Regions from separate parts of the Homo sapiens genome. Here region 2 is linked to region 1. Evidence: chromatin contacts called from ENCODE Hi-C or POLR2A ChIA-PET data. All regions are on one chromosome and are shown on one strand. The core of a region is the stretch at or near the end of the contact, and the rest is flanking DNA. Distances in the headings are between cores, read along the strand shown.

Region 1 (6,528 bases), core at 2,580-5,079:
GCTGTAAATAGACACCTTGTGAATGCATTCCTCAGCAAAGAATCAACATGAAAGCAATAAGACCTTGGCAGCCCAAGTTATCATCTTTTTGTTTGAAATGTGGACATTGTTTCTGAAGACACATCAGCACTTTGGATGCTGAGGCTGAGGGAAGTGTTATCTCATTATCTTTTCAATCTAAGAATCATACATCTAAGGGCAGTGAATTTTGGCTGGGTAACCCTTTTTCCAAAGAAAGCATATGCACGAGCTCAATGCGTTGATTTAAAACCAGAAGTGCTTTGATTCAAGTTAAGTAGGAGGCCAGAGCTTGGCCTGATCAGCAACTGTACCTGTCCATGCCCACGCCATCCCACAGCCCCCCACCCAAGAGCCTTCCTTGAAGAGGTTCTATAGAGCATAGCTTGAAAATCAGGTCTGTCAAATATGTCTGGAACTAGTTGCCAGAAGATCAGGGTGCCAGATGAACCTTCTGCAAAACGATGGAGCTTGGGGAACTGCCACAGTCCCACTGTGCCTGGTTTCCTTATCTAGTAAACACAACTCTCCTTTTCTGCTGGCCCCAAGGAGCTATAATGAGAATGACTATGGAATAGAGAGGAAAGTGTGTTGATAAGCCCATGTGTGGGGGTTATAGCTCATAATAGCTGTTATTTTAAACAACTTCATTGATGTAATTCACATACCATACAATTCACTCATTGAAAGTGTACAATTCAATGGTTTTAGTGTATTAACAGAGTTGTATGAACATCGCATTCAATATTAAAATGCTTTCATCACGCCAGAAAGAAACCCCATACTCATTGGCAGTCACTCCCCATTTCTCCCCAGCCCACACACAGCCCCAGGCAACCACCAATCTACCTTTTATCTGCACAGATTTGCTTATTCTAGATATTTTGTATAAATGGAATCATGTAATACATAATTCTTTGTAACAAATTTTTTAAATTTAGCATAATATTTTCAAGATTTATCACTATTTTATTTCCTTTTATTGCAAAATAATATTCCATTGCAGGGATACACCCCACTTTGTTTATCCATCTACCAGTCATGAACATTTGGGTTGTTTCCATATTTTGGCTGTGATGAATAATGCTGCTATGAATCTTCATGTACAAGGGTGTTTTTTTGTTTGTGTTTGTGTTTGTTTTTGTGGACATGTGTTCTTATTTATCTTGGGTGCAATACCTGGAAGTAGAACTGCTGAGTCATGCAGTAGCTCTGGGTTTAACCTTTTGAGGATTTACTAGGCTGTTTTCCAAAACTGTTGCACCATTTCCCATTCCCATCAGCAATGTATGAGGGTTCTAATTTCTCCACATCTTGATCAATATTTGCTATTACCCATCTTTTTGACCTGCCTTTTTGTACTCACCATGCTACTGAGTGCAAAGTAGTATCTCCTTGTGATTTTGATTTGCATTTTCCTGATGGCTAGTGATGTTCAGCATCTTTTCATGTGTTCATAATGGGTCTTTACTTTTTAAGATAATGGCAGGAAATTTAACAGAGAAAAGTATCAACATAGATAGAACTCCACAAGCACCAATCGTTTTCTATGTGTCAAATGTACTTCTCACTTGAAGACTGGAAAATATTTTTGCTTAAATTATGACAACTATCTGTCTCCTCCAGTATCCACCCCTCCTTCCCAAATCACCTAACGCCATTACTATGTTTCAAATTGGGCCAAACTCTAATGCAAGAAAGATGTTTTCTTCATTAATCTGAAAAACAAATGAGCTCCAAGACCTAGTCAGTAACTCACTTTCTCAACAAATGCCAACATACCAGATCATCCAAATGGCACAAGACTGCCACTCCTCACAACCCTGGAGGGCAGGATTCACATGGCAGTCTGTGTGCCTAGCATCCATGGGAGGCAGGCCCCCCACAACACACCTTTATTGGACTGCATCCCTGTGAGTAGTTCTTTGGTCAATCATGGGAGTGGTTTTGCACTGGCCCAATGGGCATCTACATGGTGGCCAGGTAGGGTGTAAGGGCAGAGTTAGACTGGCTTCATGGATCTGTTCTGTTTACCTAACCATTGATTTAACAGGCTTGCCTAGAGGAGTGGCCACCCCAACATCTACAGGAAGTACTTCCTCAGGCACAACCAGTTACTGATGACAGCTCTGTACAGTGGTTAGGAGCAAGAGCTGGCAATGACTCTTTGATCAAGGAGTCTTGATCAAAGCCCTTCCCCATCTTCTGCAAGCTCCATGATCTTACAAAGATTCCTTTATGCTTCTGGATCTTAGTTTCCTCCTCTGTGAAACAGTGTGATTAATAATACATCGCTCAAAGAGTTGTTGTGAAAATTAAGGCAACAATGTATATAAAACATTTAGCAGAGTGCTTAGTACATAGTAGGTCCACAGCTGGTGTTTTTATTATTTTTATTACCAGCAGTCCACTATTCACAAGGATTTCTGGCTTCCAAGTCTTCATATTAACTGTTCCCTTTGTCCAGAATGCTGTTTCATACACTTTTCCCAGTTAATTCCTACTAATCCTCTAACCTGGCTTACAGGGACCCCTCCTGGAACCCTCCCTTCCCTCTACTCCCAAGAGTAGGTGCCCCACATATGAGCTCACAAGCTCCAGATGGTCCATATCACCCTGTCTCCAATCGCCTGTGTGCTTGTCTGCACCAGCCAGCAGACACTGGGCTCCCGCAGTTGGTGGGAACTCCATCAATATTTGTCCTCGTTTTGCCGGTCCCTGAATCTGAGTAGCAGCCTCTTTGCCATCCTCAATGCCTCCTTCAAAGGAAAAGAATCTAATATTTTCTGAGTGTTCACCGTGTGCCAGTAATTTCCCTATGTTAGTTCATTAATTTGCCTAATAGAAGATTGGGTGAGGTAGGCATTTCCCTGTTTTTAGGATAAGGAATCAGTGGCTCAGGGGGTTAATTAACGGAATTAACTAACCACAGTTTGCCTAAGGTCTCACAGGCACAGGGCTGAGGCTGGCACCCAGAGTCAATGTTTTTGCAACACATCCCCAGAGTTTTGCCCTGTCTTATGATTCAGTCCCAATTAAGCTACAGGGATCCACAGGCTCACTCAACTACTTTCTCTCTCTCTCTCTTTCTTTCTTTCTTTCTTTCCTTCCTTCCTTCCTTTATTTTTCTTTCTTTCCTTCTTTCTTTCCTTCTTCCTTTCTTGCTCTCTTGCTTTCTCTTTTCTTTCTTTCTGTCTCTTTCTTTTTTATTTGACTTATAAGCTACAAACATTTATTTCTCATAGTCTGGAAGCTGGACGTCTGAGATCAGGGTGCCAGCAAAGTCGTGTCCTGGTGAGGGTGCTCCTCCAGGTCGCAGACTGCTACCTTCTCCCTGTGCCCTCATAGGGTGAAGGCACCTCAGCTACTTCTTGTTATCGGCCGCCTGAAAGAATACATTTTTTCCCCCGTATGCTTTATTATAAAAACACCCAATACTTTACTAAAATGTGCTCCTTCTGTCTAGCTGGTTTGGGATGTTTAGGAGGAGTCAGGGACAAATCCTCCCTGGGGGCCTTTCCCAGGGAGCGCTGAGGTCTGGTAGTCAGAGACGGGTCCTCTGGGGAATCAGAGATGAAGATGACAGAGGAAAGGTGGAGGTTTGGCAGGGAACAGCAGACAATGGCTGTGGTTGTGCCTCTGGCTGATGGTTTCCTGAGAGGCTTTGCAGTTTGAGCTGTTACACATCTGCTCTGGGTCAGTGTCCCCAGACCTTCTCTGTGCTGCCCCAGCCCTGCCAGCAGGCAGGACTATTCACGAGGAATCACATGGGATTGTAAACCCCTGGGGCTTGGAGGAACCTCTCCTCCTCATGGGGAGACTGTCATAAAGGTGGCTGCTTCCAGGGAAAGGCTGTGGCTGTACACAAGGACTCATTTTTCTGTCAAAATGAAGAACTCCAGAAGCGCACATGTATTTGGCAGCGCATCTACTATTCGCCAGCATCTGTTTTGTGCAACATGATTGTTAATGAACTGAAAAGGATCCTGCTGCTGCTGCTGCTGTTATTTTGAGGACACAGGAAGCAAAATCAGGAATTCATTTGTTCCTTAGTTTGTTCAACAAATCTGTACTGAGCACCTCCTCTTTGCAAAGTAAAGAAGAGAAAAAAATGAGATGAGGTTATGTTCTGGGTCCTCCAGACAAGTGTTGGGGGAAAGGCTGTATTTGTGAGGAACTGTCGTATCTGTGCATCTCATGCACATTGAGCCCTCAACAAAGGAAGGGACCCAGCTACAGCAAATCGGTCTGCAACGAGGAGGTGAAGAGTAGAATCTCCGCAGGCCAGCAAGCAACAAAAAGCACTCCAGGTGGAGGGAAAAGCATTAACAAACGTGGAGAAGGGAAAGCAGAACATATGAGAGAATTGCAAGTGATTTCTTTTTGACTGAAACAAAATTATATGAAGGAAGGAAATAATTCTGGCAATGCAATTGGAGCAGGATCCTAAGGGCCTTGAATGTCACACTAAGAAGTTTGCAAGCCACCAAATAGCTTAAGTAAATGATAGAGTGTCCTGACTGGGACTATATTTCAGAAAGATAAATTTGCAAACAGCATACAAGATGGACAATGGTCAAGGTGGGAGAGAATAAAACCAAATATAACAGAATCTGATAAGAGGCTTGCATCAATCAGCATAGACTTAATTATATTATAGTAACAGACAACCCTCAAATCATAGCAGCTGAAACAATAAGCGTTTATTTCTTGCTCACGCTATATGTCACTTGTGAGTTGGCTAGAGGCTCTGCTCTTCATACCCTCTCTCCCAAATCCAAAGTGTCAAAGAAGCTAGGATTGCAAATACTGCCAGATGCTTTGACAGAAGGGAAGTTACCTCATACCGTATACAAAAATGAACTCAAAATGGATCAAAGATCTAAATTTAAGAGACTAAATTATAAAACTACTAGAAAAAAACATAGGGGTAAATCTTCATGACCTTGGATTTAGCAATGGATTTTTAGACATGACATCAAAAGTACAAGCAATCAAAGAAAAAATAAATAAATGTTAGACCTCAACAAAATTGAACACTTTTGTGCTTCAAAGAACACCATCAAGAAAGTGAATAGACAACCCAAGGAATAGGAGAAAATATTGACAAATCATATCTGATAAAGGACTTGTACCTAGAATACATAAAGAACTCTTACAAGTCAATAATAAAAAGCCAAATAACCCAATTTGAAAATAGACAAAAAAACTGAACAAGTATTTCTCCATAGAAGATACACAAATGGCCAATAAGCACATGAAAAGATGTCCAACGTCATTAGTCATTAGGTAAACACATGCCAAAACCATAATGATATAGCCACTTCACAACCAATAACAGGGCTGTAGTTTTAAAAAGTCAAATAATAACAAGTGTTGGTGAGGATGTGAAAGTATTGAAACCTTCATACACTGCTGGTGGAAATATAAAATGGCACCATCACTTTGGAAAACAGTCTAACAGCTCATCAAAAATGTAATCACAGACTTTCCATTTGGTCTAGCAAATCCACTCCTAGTTATATACCCGAGAGAAATGAAAACAGGACAAGGCATGGTGGCTCGTGCATGTAATCCAAGCATTTCAGGAGGCCAAGGCAGGCAGATCACTTGAGGTCAGGAGTTTGAGACCAGCCTAGCCAATATGGCAAAACGCCATCTCTACTAAAATACAAAAATTAACCAGGCATGGTGTGTGCCTGTAATCCCAGCTACTCAGGAGACTAAGGCAAGAGAATCGCTTGAACCCGGGAGGTGGAGGTTGTGGTGAGCCAAGATTGCGCCACTGCACTCCAGCTTGAGCAACAGAGTGAGACTCCGTCTCAAAAAAAAAAAAAAAAAAAAAAAGGAATAATAACAGGTCTACACAAAAACTTGTATGTGAATGTTCACAATGGCATTATTCATAATAGCTAAAAACAACCCAAATGTCCAACAGCTGATGAATAAACAAAATGTGGTATATATGCACAATGGTATTTTATTTGGTCATAAAAAAGAATGAAGTACTGATACATACTACAACATAGATGAACCTTGAAAACAAGTGAAAGAAGCCAGTCACAAAAAAAGCGCATATTATATGATTCCATTTACATAAAATTTCCAGAATAAACAAATACATACAGATGAAAGTAGATTAGCTTAGGGCTGAGGGGGATGGGGAGATTGGAGGGAGACAGCTAATGTGTACAGAGCTTCTTTCTTAGTTGATGAACTATTCTGAAGTTCATTGTGGTGATGGTTGCACCACTTCATGGATATATTAAAGCCATTGAATTGTACTCTTTAAGTGGGTGAATGGTATGGCATGTGAATTATATCTTAAAGAAGCTATTACAAAAAATGGAAGTGAACATTGCCTTAGAGCACTTAATGTTCCTAAAAAAAAAAAATGGCTTCCAATTTCATCTAGCTGAATTGTACATTAGGCATCCTTATATCCCACAGAAGAACCAGAAATGCATGCCTGGCCTTTCCTGGTTTCTGTACACATAAGAAGAGTAAGCA
Region 2 (6,847 bases), core at 1,722-4,221, 280 kb after region 1:
TGACCAGTCTGCTTGGTAAAGGGCCGGGGCAGAGGGTGGTTTCAGCTGTGCACACTTGGTTTCTGCAGTGGTTCTAATTCAGGCTGTCCAGAGACGATCATCTGGATGACCCCTAGAAAGTTCCCCTCTGGAGCAGGAGAACAGGAGAGGAAGAGGGTGGCCATTGCACTTAGAGTGACTCTTCTGTGTTGGGTTAGCTGCTGGCTGGATTTCTGCACTTGGCTGCAGCCTCTTGTAGCTGATACATTCATACCCAGCCAGAATGACAGCCTTGGCTGCAGGTTTGGATTTCCTAACACCCAGATGTGAGCTGTGAGTGGCACACAGCAGTGACCAGTTCCTAATATTTGCTCAGATGACACAAAAGTCTTTGTCCTTGAAGCAGATCCCAAGCTAAACCTTGGACTCTGTCACCCCGGCTTCCACAGATGCTTGCTTCATAAGTCCTAAGGTAAGAAATAGCACAGCTCCATCCTCCAGCCTTACCACGAACGGATGCCAATGTGCAATCTCAGGAAGCTTCTGTGTTAGGAAGATGCTGCCGGAGCACTTGCAGTGAGTGACCCGGATCATGCAGGCCCTGTCAGATGACTTATGTCACTTTCCTCAAGGAGAAAATTACACTCTTTATACTTGGCTGAGGGGAGGAGGCATTGAGGTTTTCTTTGTGGAGGTAAAAAAAAAAAAAAAAAAAAAAGTTTTGCAGATTTTGCCTTTTTTAACCTCAAAAATATTTTTAAATGTAAGATGTTTTCTGAGGTAGAGTCTACGTGAGGTGTGACACTGTAATTGTGAATCCCACCATCCAGCTAAGCTAAGGCCTATGGAGCATAATTCACTCTTTCCTTCAGCAAATATTTGAACAGTGTAAAACTAAAACAGCCCATTCATTAAGCAATGTGCAAGGTTCTCCCGCTGAAATATCCTGGAGTCATAAGATTTGATCGCTGGGCTGCAGCAGTCAGTCTGATTAAGACCTTCAGAGACCATGAAGACAGGACCCATTAAGGAACCTCACCCCAAATTAAAGACAACACCAAATTGCATTTTTTTTAAGCATAAAGGAAGGAAATCAAGGATCTGATTTTTCCTAAAATGAATGTTTCAGTAACAAATAATCTCCACCTCTCCCATCTTCCACCCCCACTTATTCCCATCCCTCCACCCTCTCTCCACCACAATGCTCATCCACCAGAGGAAAGTGGGGGTGGGGCAGGGGTTGCACTTGAGTGACAGATGTGAGGTTATGGCTAGAAAGTGAGAGCTTAACCCCAGGGGAGAGAGTGACTTCCTCTCACAGCAAAGTGGTCTAAAGTAGGCCAAGGCAGCTGGTTGGGCGAGGAATGAGAATTCTCAAGAGGAGATGAAATTGATGCTGTAATCTCAGAGTGGGGAAGACGTAGCGGACTTTAACTCAGGAAGTTTCCATGAAAGAATTGAGAGCCTATGAGAGAGAAATACTGGAGTGAAATCAAAAGAGTTGACATGAAGGCCATGCAGAAAATTATCTTGATTCTTCCAGGAAACTAAGGACAAAAGCAATAATTCAGTTTCCGCAGAGAAATGTGTGTTCTTGGGGAAGAGTGGAGGAAATCACTCAAGGAGAAATATTGGCTTTTAAAGTCACTAGACTTAAAGACAGGGTTGGGGTCATGGAAGGGAACAGAAAACTAGAAAGGCTTGGAAATAACTTGGTGATATTTTTGGTTGATACAAGCTGAACTTTCTTTTTCTTTTTTTTTTTTTTGAGATCGAGTTTCATTCTGTTGCCCGGGCTGGAGTGCAGTGGCGTGACTTTGGCTCACTGCAACCTCCATCTCCCGGGTTCAATCAGTTCTCCTGTCTCAGCCTCCTAAGTAGCTGGGACTACAGGCACACACCACCATGCCTGGCTAATTTTTTTTTTTTTTTTTTTTTTTTGTATTTTTAGTAGAGACAGGGTTTCACCATATTGGTCAGGCTGGTCTCGAACTCCTGGCCTCAGGTGATCCACCCGCCTCAGCCTCCCAAAGTGCTGGGATTACAGGCGTGAGCCACCCCCGCCCCAGCCTATACAAGCTGAACTTTCTAAACTCTAAATCCCATAGTCTTTGGTGGACTGCATCCTAGATTCACCTTTCCTTAGCTGTGTACCAAGAGTTTGGATGCAGTAGGCACTGTGGGGAAGGGGCACTGTAGGAGCCACAAAGCGGAAAGGGTGTGAATCCCAGGGTACCCTTTGGAAAAGCCGTTGGGAGAGGGTGACCTACCCTACCACACAAGGGACAATGTAAAGTATCTGCAGGCTTCTGCTTGTGACTGCCCTGAGGCCCGGTTTTCACATAGCAGCTTTTCTGTCTATTTGTTTTACGTATTTCTCTCTAAATAAGTTTCTTTAGCTGTTTAAAAAAAAAAAAAAAAAAAAAAAAAGACAGTTCTCAAAGCAAGGTTCCCTGGACCAACAACATCAGCATCACTGGGGATCTCAGAACCTGACCCAGTGGTCTGCCCGGCCCAGACCTACAGAAGCAGAATCTGTAGGGGTAGGGCCAGCAATCTGTATTTTAATAAGCCCTTCTTGCGATCTCGTTTGAGAACCACTTGTTTAGCAAAACGGCAGGCCCATTGAGCTATCAGAGTCTTAAATATTTCACCCTTGTGCTATTTATGGGTCTATTTTTGGCTTTTGTATTTAAACTGCCTTTGCAGAAATGCACAAGGTTTCTGTGCCATAGAACTCAATGTTTCCGGGGTTATTATGCATATTACTGAATCCACAATTTTAACCTTGGGGGTGAGGAGGAGGTACAGCAGGGCCAGCATGTAATTTGATCAACTCAGTCTTCCTTCTTTTTCTAGGTTGAGGGGAGTGCAAAACAGTACACAGAGATGTGGGGAGGGGGGCTCCGGCTGCATTTGACTTCCCCTGAGCTGTGTGTCTGAGGCAACTGAGAAGTACCCTTAAGACCTACACCAGCTGGCTCTTGCCTTTGGAAACAAGTGCTCAGAGGCCGGCATGTGATCCGCCAGCAGCAGCTAGGTTGCTCACATGCTTTCCATCTCCTTTTCCTTTCCAAATTCAATTATCTTGCATTTCTCAACCCTGAGTCTCCTCCCTAACCCCAGGAAAAATGGGATTTTAGAGCCCTGGAGACTCAGTTATGCAGTTATCCCTTAGCCTCCTCGCTCCTCCCAGCCAAACATTCCAACTAGCACTCTCCCTAACTGGATTCCAGACCTGCCAAGACATTCCAGGACAGAGGCGATTCCTTCCTGCTGGCTGCCTGGCTCAGGTTGTCGAGCCAGATATGTGAGGCCAAGCACAGGTATCTGTTAGAGAGGCCAAGAGATGCGTGATCCCTGCAACCTCTGGTGCAGAGGAGCAGGCAACCGGGGCTTGTGCAAAGCTTGGAGACAGCGAGGAGCAGGAGAAGACTGCGTGTTATGTAAGGGAAGCATGTGGGTTGCGTGCTGCTATTCACCTGTTGCTAATTAGTACACTGCCTGTCAGGACTCAGGCGAGGAAAACATCTTCCTCCGACGCACGCTCACCTCGCTGTCAGAGTGAAGACATAATGATCCAGTCTAGAAGGGTTCTGTCCAACAGAAAAATTTATTGAACCACGTGGTATGTTAGGTGCTGAAGATACGAGATGAATAAACCAGGGTCCCTGCTCACAAGGAATTTGTGATCAAGAAGAGAGACGAAAACAAGTAAACAGTTGTGTACAATCCATGTGATAGAGAAAGCAAAACTACCTTTGGTGTACAAAAATCCTACACTGCTTTGAAAGTTGAGTCAGGCCAACTCAGAGGTCCCTTCTAGAAGTGCGTTCTAGGCAGGGAGAACAGTAAGTGCAAAAGTTGGGGAGTGGGCCTGGGGTTCTCAAATCCTGAAATGGCAAAATTAAGCTAAGGTTGCTATGCCAGGTACAGAGTCAGGAAGGCTGCTTCCTCTGGACGGGGCCAGCAACAAGACTCAAAATGTGAGTAGGAGAACCCAAGGAAAAAGTAGGTAGGAACAGGTCAAGACATGGACAGAGAAGGGTGGGGAGAAGTGGCGTGCAGGGAGATTGCTGGGATCATGAGCTAGCACTGAGGCTTGTCTTTGTGAGCCTCTGCAGAGGACGCTTGGGAGCAGGAGCCTAGCATAGAAGGCAGGGTCAGGTGCTGGGCACAGTGGCTCATGACTGTAATCCCAGCACTTTGGGAGGCTGAGGTGGGTGGATCACAAGGTCAGGAGTTCGAGACCAGCCTGGCCAATATGGTGAAACCCCGTCTCTACTGAAACTACAGAAATTAGCCAGGAGTGGTGGCATGCACCTGTAATCCCAGCTACTTGGGAGGCTGAGGCAGGAGAATCACTTGAACCTGGGAGGCAGAGGAGGTTGCAGTGAGCCGAGATCATGCCACTGCACTCCAGCCTGGGCAACAGAGCAAGACTCCGTCTCAAAAAAAAAAAAAAAAAAAAAAGAAAGAAAGAAAGAAAGCAGGGTCACAAGAGAGGCAACTGGAGTCCAGAAACAGTTTAAATCCCCCCCTCAATGGCGTTCTGTATTCGGGAAGGCACTAGCAGGAATGAGAGGGATAGTCCAGGAGTGGAGAACCGAAATCTGCCCATTTGTACACAAGATAAAGTTTTGAAAAAACACCAGGGAGCAAAGAATATACAAGGGTTGAAAAGTTTACAAAGCAAAAAACAATCCCGCAGAGGCATGTTTTGCTCTATTTCCCGACCTACAAAGAGATCTTCCCTCAAATGTCAGGCTCTGGCCCCAGCTCTCTTTTCCTCTCAATGTCACTCTCATGGCCCCACCACCTGGGCTGTGACTTCAATGACCATGAACACCCTCAGCCTCCAGACCAGCCCCTGTCCCAACAGACAAGTGCTTACTGGACACCTTCACCTTGAACTCCCATGGACACTGCAACCCCAACATGTCCAAAAGTGAATATGCCATCACCAGCCCTCCCCGCCATCCCCTCGCCATTGGGCCCTAGCTCAGGGAATGGTACCTCAATTCACCTTAATGCCTGACCCAGAAATCCAAGGAGGCCTTTCTCTCATCTCCTCCTTCTAATCAAATTATTTCCTAAACCACTCTGGAGCCTATTCACCTCGTATAGTTTGCTATTGCTGCTGTAACAAACTGCCACAAACTTAGTGCATTAAAACAACACAAGTTTATTATCTTATAGTTCTGAAGGTCAAAACTCCTACAATCAAGATGTCAGCAGGGCTGTGGTCCTTCTGGAGGCTTTAGAAAAGGATCTGCTTCCTTGCCTTCCCTAGCTTCCAGAGGCCACCTGCATTCCTTGGCTTGTGGCCCCTTCCTCCAGCTTCAAAGAAAACAGCAGAGCATTGTTGGGGCCCAGAAAATAATATCCCAAAATGAAGGTCTCAGAAGCAGCCTCAGAAGCAAAAGTCACAAGATTTGTAACCTCTTCAATTGCTCCTATAGATAACATAACTATTGTAAAACCTAAAATTGGTGTTTGAGGGTATCTTTCAGACCTTTCATTTTGATGAACCAGCTGGTGCCATCCAGACCAGTTAACCCATTACCAAGAAACTGTCTCAATTGGTCTTGTGACCCCCTACCCAGGAACTGACTCAGCACAAGAAGACAGCTTCAACCCTCTGTGATTTCCTTCCCAACCCAACCAATCAGCATACCCATTCCGTAGCTCTGCCTCTACCAAACTACCCTTAAAAAACCCTAGCCTCTGAGTTCTCAGGGAGGTGGACTTGAGAATTATCTTCCGTCCTTCTGCTTGACTGGCCCTGTGATTAGTGAACTCTTTCTTTGCTGCAACACCTGCTGTTCTCAGTGAACTGGCTTTTCTGGGCAGCAGGCAAGAAGAACCCATGAGGAAATTACATTAGCATTAGATCATAATCTTTTTGTCCAATCATATTTCTACATGGCTGTCCATACTTTTCTGAACCTAAGCATAAACATGGACAATTTCCCCTGTATCTTTGGGTCTTCATTCTGAAGGCTCTTGTGTTATACATAGAGCCTTAAATAAATAAGCCTTAAATATGTTTATATGCCTTTTCTCCAAGTAATCTGCCATTTGTGAGTTGATTTTTCAGCAAACCTTCAGAGAGTGAAGGGGAATTTTCCCGTGGCCCCTACAGTTTCAACAAAGTTCTCTCTTCTTCCATCTTTTAAGGATTCTTGTGATTACCTTGGGCCCACCCAGATAATCAAGGATAACCTCCCCATCTCAAGATCCTTAACTTAATCCAAGTCTTATAAAGTAACATTTTCACATGTTCTGGGGATTAGGAAATGAACGCCTTTAGGGGGGCCATTATTCTACCTACCACACACCACTTCCTACCCCAATACCACTGCCACCATCTCCTTCATTTGGAGTCACCAACACACTCCTAAATGCATAGAAGAATCACAAAGTATTTAATGAGGGGGAAAACAAAAGAGAGAGAAGGAGAAAATAAAGAGAAGGGGAGAGAGAAGAAGAAAGCCTCTTCCCATAGACTCCCTGAAGCAAAGGATGCCTTTCATTCCCAATCTCTTACCTAGTTTCCTTGACTCCAGTATTTCCCCCTCCAAATCATTCTTGGCCTTGCTCTTTCCTTTTGCCCTTGCTATTTGCTCTGTCTATAATTTCAATCTCTATTTCCTAACAGTCACCCCCACTCTGCCTCAACCCCTACACAGAGCACCTGGCTAAGTCCTGTTCCTTCAGGTCTCAGTTGAGATGTCATTTCCCCAGGAAGCTTTCCCCAGCTCTCAGGTTTAGGTCTCCTGGGGTCTCCAGTAGGTGCCATTGTACCTTGCTCTTACCTGTCCTAGCCCTTATCTCATCCAAAAGTCATCATCCATTCTCTTGTCTA

What was found. A loop is a pair of places that touch in the nucleus more often than their neighbours do. ChIA-PET counts read pairs that join two places held with the same protein, here RNA polymerase II (POLR2A). Pooled maps may share reads with other maps.
Region 2: POLR2A ChIA-PET joins it to region 1 with 12 read pairs in HEK293. The contact joins two enhancer-like sites. A Hi-C loop is called at or near these places in 1 of 50 pooled maps. POLR2A ChIA-PET finds 5 or more read pairs at or near these places in 2 of 52 experiments (HEK293 and activated T-cell).

Annotation. Positions count from the first base shown.
Region 1 is chr2:38,214,976-38,221,503 of GRCh38, forward strand. All of the region lies in intron 1 of LOC102723739 (a long non-coding RNA gene), which reads right to left. Among named protein-coding and RNA genes, the nearest start is that of CYP1B1-AS1, 87 kb to the left of the region's middle. Within about 2 kb of position 3,830, at least 3 of the 41 ENCODE cell types and tissues checked have a DNase peak (open chromatin) inside an H3K27ac peak, as active enhancers do.
Region 2 is chr2:38,497,018-38,503,864 of GRCh38, forward strand. The region is part of intron 1 of LINC02613 (long intergenic non-protein coding RNA 2613); the gene reads right to left. Among named protein-coding and RNA genes, the nearest start is that of LINC02613, 15 kb to the right of the region's middle. Within about 2 kb of position 2,972, at least 10 of the 41 ENCODE cell types and tissues checked have a DNase peak (open chromatin) inside an H3K27ac peak, as active enhancers do.